2 separate regions of the Mus musculus genome follow, and region 1 is linked to region 2. Evidence: chromatin loops called from intact Hi-C (ENCODE). Cell type or tissue: left cerebral cortex. All regions are shown on one strand. Links, peaks and the distances in the headings refer to the core of each region. The heading gives the core; the rest is flanking DNA. Region 1 has its middle 21 kb from the start of Vmn1r207. Region 2 holds the start of n-TIaat15 (a tRNA gene).

Region 1 (2,915 bases), core at 107-2,606, 520 kb before region 2:
TCTACATCAAATCCTTCCCCTCGGAGTACAGGGGATCTTTTGGAAGAGGAGGCAGAAAGACTGTAAGAGCCAGAGAGAATGGAAGTTATCCGAAGAAAAAGGGCTTCTGAATCAACTCAGCAAGGTACATATGAGCCAAAGAGGCTAAAGCAGCAAGCACAGGGCCAGAATATACAGGAGGTCCTCTGGAGACTTGGGAAGCTCACTATTCAGAAACATAGTAGTTGTTCATTTTCTCACCTCTCATCATTCCTCTCAAAATAATTAAACCCTAATTAATCTGAAAATAACTTCTAAGCAAAACAGATGCTCTACCTTTGGGAGAGAGGGCAGCTGTACTTCAAGGACTGAGACCATGTAGTGGCCTTCCTTCCCTCCTGATACTGTGACAACATGAAACCTGAAGTCTGCAGTACCTGATGGCTGCCAAGAGCCTCACAGATCCAGACAGTACAAATATGACCTGGCAAGTATCACCTTCCCAGAGCTGCCCCAGAGTCTGTTTGTGCCACAGAGGTCCAAGTGAGAACATGGAGGTAAGATCTTAGATCTCCTCAGCTTTGCTATGGAGAGATGCTGAAGTCTCTAACTAGGCCAGGGCATAGTTGCAAGGCTTTGAAAGTCTTGGGTCCTCCACTTTTCTCTCTGATGATGACTAGATAACACAGTGCTCTATGACTACAGAAGAATATTATTAGGTGTCATTTTATTGAACTATATATTTTAAAGACTAGTGTTTGGTTTTACCCTAGTTCTGTGGCCTCTTTAGTCTCTAGTTCTTAGTCACACAAGAATTGTTGGGTATGGGTTCCTTCTGTTGGAGGGGGCCTTAAGTAACATCTGGTTGGTTGCCTAGTCCCATTAGTTCTTTGCCACCAGTGTCCTGGGGTATTTCCTGGCAAATTGTAGGTCAAAGGTTTTATGGTTAATTTGGCATTCATGTTTCTCTTTGTGAAGTCTGAAAGAATATCTCTACATATCAATCAGTTTTGAAGCAGGGATGAAGGCAACATGTAGGCACCAGCTCAGTGTCTCCATATTCAATGAGTTGTGTGGATCTTAGGCCTCTTATATCAGTTTTCAGAGGGCTACCTTTTTTCTCAGCAAATGCATGGTTGTTTGGAAATTTTTGTGGAACACCTTTGGCAAACAACTCAACTGAATGCATCCAACCATGACTCCTGAAAATCTCACCTGTATATAAGAGATGGCCAGTTCACACTTAGTTTCCCCATTACTAGAAGTCCTCATTAGGATCACCTTCATAGATCCCAGGAAGTTATCATTGCTCTGGATTTGTACCTTCAAAATACTCTCCAATTCCAGCTATCTCTCCCCACACTCTCTTCTGACCCCTCACATCCCCTTCAACATCAACATCATCCCCTTGTTTCTGTCATGTCATGTCATGTCATCCCCAGTTCATTTATAAATCTGTTCTTTTTTTTTTTTAATCTATTCTGTAGAGTCTTCTGCCTGCATGCATGCCTGAATACCAGAAGAGGGCACTACATATCCTTATAGATAATTGTGAGCCACCACTAGGTTTCTGAGAATTAAACTCAGGACCTCTGGGAGAGCAGCTTGTGCTCTTAAACTCTGAGCCATCTCTCTAATCCCCCCTCCCCTAAAATCTATTGAATTTACCCAACACAGATCCATGTGTGTTTCCTAGACCTGTCTCCTTTCCTCACCTTACTAAGCTTACAGGATGTAGCTAATTTGTTTTACTTATAAGGAAACAATATTTATTTTTCTGGGTCTTTGTTAACTGAACAGTTTTACTTACAAAAACTCATAGCAATGAGTCATTGGTCTGGTTCCAGGTCTCTGGCTTTGGCTACACTATCAACACTAGCTCTTCATGGGAACTCCTCTCAGGAATCTCATTTTTAACCCTGTGTCATAGATATCCTGCTGTGGGAACTAAAAGGGGGCACAGGAAGGAGAGGGAAGGGAGGATAGCCCACATTCAGCCGGAGTTCTTCCTATGTTCTGGGAAGGCAGACATGGGAGGGCTGACAAATGCTTTCCACTCTGCCCCTGATGGGCATGTAAGCCACTGACCCCACTCAACAGGGGTTGGACAAGGGGTAGCCCCTGACTGGGGGCCCTGGAACAACACCCTGTAGTTCCAGGGTTATGGGAGAAAGGGTTTAGGGAGAGAAGTTCCCACAGAGGTGAGAGTCTGCTCAGCGGCCCTTGATGGACAGAGACTGTCTATGGTTTTAGAGCTTTATTATAGAAAGGCAGAGAGAAAGAGAAAAGGTGGAAAGAGAGCGAGAGAGAGAGAGGCCAGCCATGGCCAAGACGAGAGAAGGGAGAAGAGAGAGAAAGAAGAAAGGCTAGAGAGTAAGACGGAGAGAGAGGACGAGAGTGAGAGGAGAGTAAGGGGGTTAAGAGCAAGAGAGTGAGGAGTAAGAGAGCAAGGAGGGGCCAAACAGCCCCTCTTAAAGTATGATCTTATCTTACTGTTGCTAGGTAACTGGGGAGGAGTCTAGCCTGAAGGTCAGAAGCTTGGGACATTGCCTACATGACTACTAACCATGCTTCTCTGTTGGGAGCTATTAAGACAACACTATTGTCCTGATCTCTGAATTGGGCCTCTCCCCCCCGAGAAGAAAAGGGGGTCAAAAGCGGGCCACCAACACACCACTCCAAGAACAACCACAGATTGTTCCAGCCCTAAGTCAGCGCCAGATGTCCTGACTACAAGATGTACCCTGTTACCACCAAGTTCCTGCTTCCCCGTGTAGTCGCCAAAAGAAAACTTTCTGCTGCCCCATCCCTCCTACTGAGAAGTACTTCCTCTTTTCCCACTGCCCCATCCCTCCTGCTGAGAAGTGCTTCCTCCTTTGCTTGTGCATTTAAGCCTTGAGCCTTGCTAATACAGTGACACCTTGATGCTATTCAGA
Region 2 (2,915 bases), core at 219-2,718:
CTTTGATCCCAGCACTTGGGAGGCAGAGGCAGGCGGATTTCTGAGTTCGAGGCCAGCCTGGTCTACAACGTGAGTTCCTGAACAGCCAGGGCTATACAGAGAAACCCTGTCTCAAAAAAAAAAAAATGGATGCCAAGGAACTCGTTTGAGTGTCTATGGCATCCTATAACTAGGCATATTTATGCCTAGGTGAAATGGAAGGACCTATTTACTGGCATATGGCATGACCTGATCAAGTATTAATACGGGGAAGAGTGAGACCCTGATCTGAAGTGGGGGTGGATACAGGAAAAATGCACACCTATCTATGGGAAGGAGAAAGAGGAGAGCAGGAAAGGACAACGGTAAAAAGGAAATCCATATGCATCCAGCCACAAAAATGAACTTTATGTGATTTATAAAATGATGCTGGTTTTAAATTTTACTCATATGCATGGAAGGACATATAGCTATTTTATTTTTTCCTTTAAAGAAACACAGGACACAAAGTCTCACAAGTAGGAACGGACTGGCTTCAGAGTTGCAGTCCTCTTGCCTCTGCCTCCCAAGTGCTGGAATACAGAGGTAAACAGTCCTGCTCATCCATAAAGTGTAATTTTAATAAACAGATGAGCAAAGCCAGAGTAAAGGGGCAAAAGTGCAGAGAAGCATTTCTAATATAATGTCAACAGCTCCTCGCAAACCACTGCTCCCCTATGCAGCAGTGCACTGGACCCACTATCACTGGCACTGCTCCTTTTACCCAGGCCGGGGAGGGAGAGGACACATGGCCCCAAATGACCTTTGGACCACAGTGTGTGTGTGCATTTATTCTCTGCAGTCTCCAATAGTATCTGAGTATTTTACCTGTCTCCTCAGCGTGGACCAGGCTGTCACCATCAGTCCCAGGACAACCCTGTGGAGAAAGCTCAAGCCACAGACATTATGGCAAGTTCTTTTATATCTTTAATTTTCTGTCAAGTTCCAACTAGCTTTGCTACAACAGCATGAACAGATCTGGAATTAAAGTGGATATTGTTATATGCTGTCCTCCAAATATAATTAAATGGTTCTCTCTCTCTCTCTCTCTCTCTCTCTCTCTCTCTCTCTCTCTCTCTCTCTCTCTCTCTCTCTCTCTCCTCTCTCTCTCTTCACCCCCACAGTTTCATAGGTGGAGCAATGGTCTGTGGCTGTGTATATAAATGTCACAAGTGCTCCCTCTAACGTCCCAGATTCGTTGTTGTAAGCAGTTCCTGTCCAGAAATCAGAGCAACCAGACTGTTCTCCTTTAGTATAACCTGTTCCTTTTTCATTGGTAGATTTTTGGGGAGGGGCTAGACTTTTTTTTTTTTTTTTACTGGGTAGATTTTATTCTCTCCTTGTACAAAGGCTCCATGGTGGCACATGACTCCATGATGCCAATCATAGAAGCAGTTCTGAGGATGGTAAACTGCTCACCTCCTGTTTATCCCGATCTGCAGAGATGACCTGTTATTAACTGTCGGAGTGCACATTAATGGAAGGCGTTGCATTCTACCCTCATTCTGCCTGAACTAAAGGTATATATGCAACAGGGATTGTTTTACTCCAGTAATTAAAATAAAATAAAATAAAATAAACCGGATTTTGCTATGTACCTGGAGCTGATCTAGAAGCTAGGAGAATTCTCAAATGCTAGAGAGGGACAACTACAGCATGCTTTGTCCTAGAGTTCTTTTGTTGTTGTTGCCCCCCCCCACACACACACACACACACACACAGGGTTTCTCTGTGTAGCCCTGGAACTCACTTTGTAGACCAGGCTGGCCTCGAACTCAGATATCCGCATGGCTCTGCCTCCGAGTGCTGGAATTAAAGGCGTGTGCCACCACGCCCGGCTGTCCTAGAGTTCTAATGTATCACAACATTTAAAAGCATATGAATAGATTTACAAAAGAGGAAAAGCAGCCCGTTACAGACAATCTAAAACTAGTTCGAGATTCCCAGGAAGCTGAACACAGATTCTCTCTCCATCTTTCCATTCCACCACCGCTGTCATGTGACTTTTCGTTTGCGCTGGGGGAAAAAAACAATAAACAATAAACAAAAATCAAAACAAAACAAAGCAAAAGAGAAGCTGAACCTGCTATCGTAATCCTACTGTATTTTCCCCCAAACCAAAGCATGGGAGCAAGACAGGGAAGGCGGTGGTCCGTTGAAATCATTAGTCTTTCTGGATTCTAAAAATAGCCGAAGCTGCCACCATAATCCTACTATATTTTTCCCTAAGCCAGCGCATGATAGGAAGACAGGGAAGGCAGCTGTCTAACGCAATCAGTAGTCATGTGATTCTAAGAATAATTAAATGCTGATTCTAAAATTAATTCGTAACTGCTGATTGGGCTCCTGACGGCTCTATGAAAACAATGCTCCAGGTGAGGCTCGAACTCACAACCTCGGCATCGCTCTCGCGCACACACTGTTGTATAAGTACCGCGCGCTAACCGATTGCGCCACTGGAGCATCCGTAGGACACTCCTGGTCACTCGTTACACGGCCTACGTAGAACATCCACCGTTCGCTATACTGTGGTGTGGGTGCATACCCAGCTATGCATCCAGTTGCAAGTCCTTTGATACCCGCACCAAGCGGCTATTACAGCCCTGGCGACCCGGTATGAGGCAGCAATCTGCGCGGTCCCAAAGCCTTTCCCCTCCCCTCCACCTTGGCGTGAAAGGATGCTCCCTGGGAAGATGCGCAGCCCTGGCAAACCGGATTGCTCAAAGATGCGGTTTTTTCCTTCTGCCCTGATCTGGTCTAACACATGCTAGAGAAACCGAGGAACTTGGTTCCAGAGCCATTAACTGATAATAATCACAGCAGCAGTGAGTTCATGCCTGCTGTAGTTCTCCTATTGGGAAAACTGTTGTCACGCTGATTCTATGCGGTCTCTGGCC

The links. Hi-C counts contacts between places; a loop is a spot of excess contacts. Peaks named below come from ENCODE experiments on the same cell type or tissue, not always from the same donor. Only the 100,000 strongest peaks of a DNase experiment are listed, where the experiment ranks them.
Region 1: a loop joins it to region 2, with 5 times the contacts of the local background. A loop is called at or near these places in 2 of 42 quality-filtered maps.

What each region holds. Positions count from the first base shown.
Region 1 is chr13:22,746,191-22,749,105 of GRCm38, forward strand. No RefSeq gene overlaps it. Among named protein-coding and RNA genes, the nearest start is that of Vmn1r207, 21 kb to the left of the region's middle. In left cerebral cortex, for the core only: a CTCF peak has its summit at 1,496 (motif pointing right); DNase peaks (open chromatin) are centred at 1,477 and 1,914.
Region 2 is chr13:23,268,036-23,270,950 of GRCm38, forward strand. n-TIaat15 (a tRNA gene) reads right to left here and starts at 2,481; the gene lies at 2,386-2,481. It also overlaps the pseudogene Vmn1r-ps135. In left cerebral cortex, for the core only: a CTCF peak has its summit at 1,207; DNase peaks (open chromatin) are centred at 1,211, 1,852 and 2,530; H3K4me3 peaks cover 917 bases; H3K27ac peaks cover 559 bases.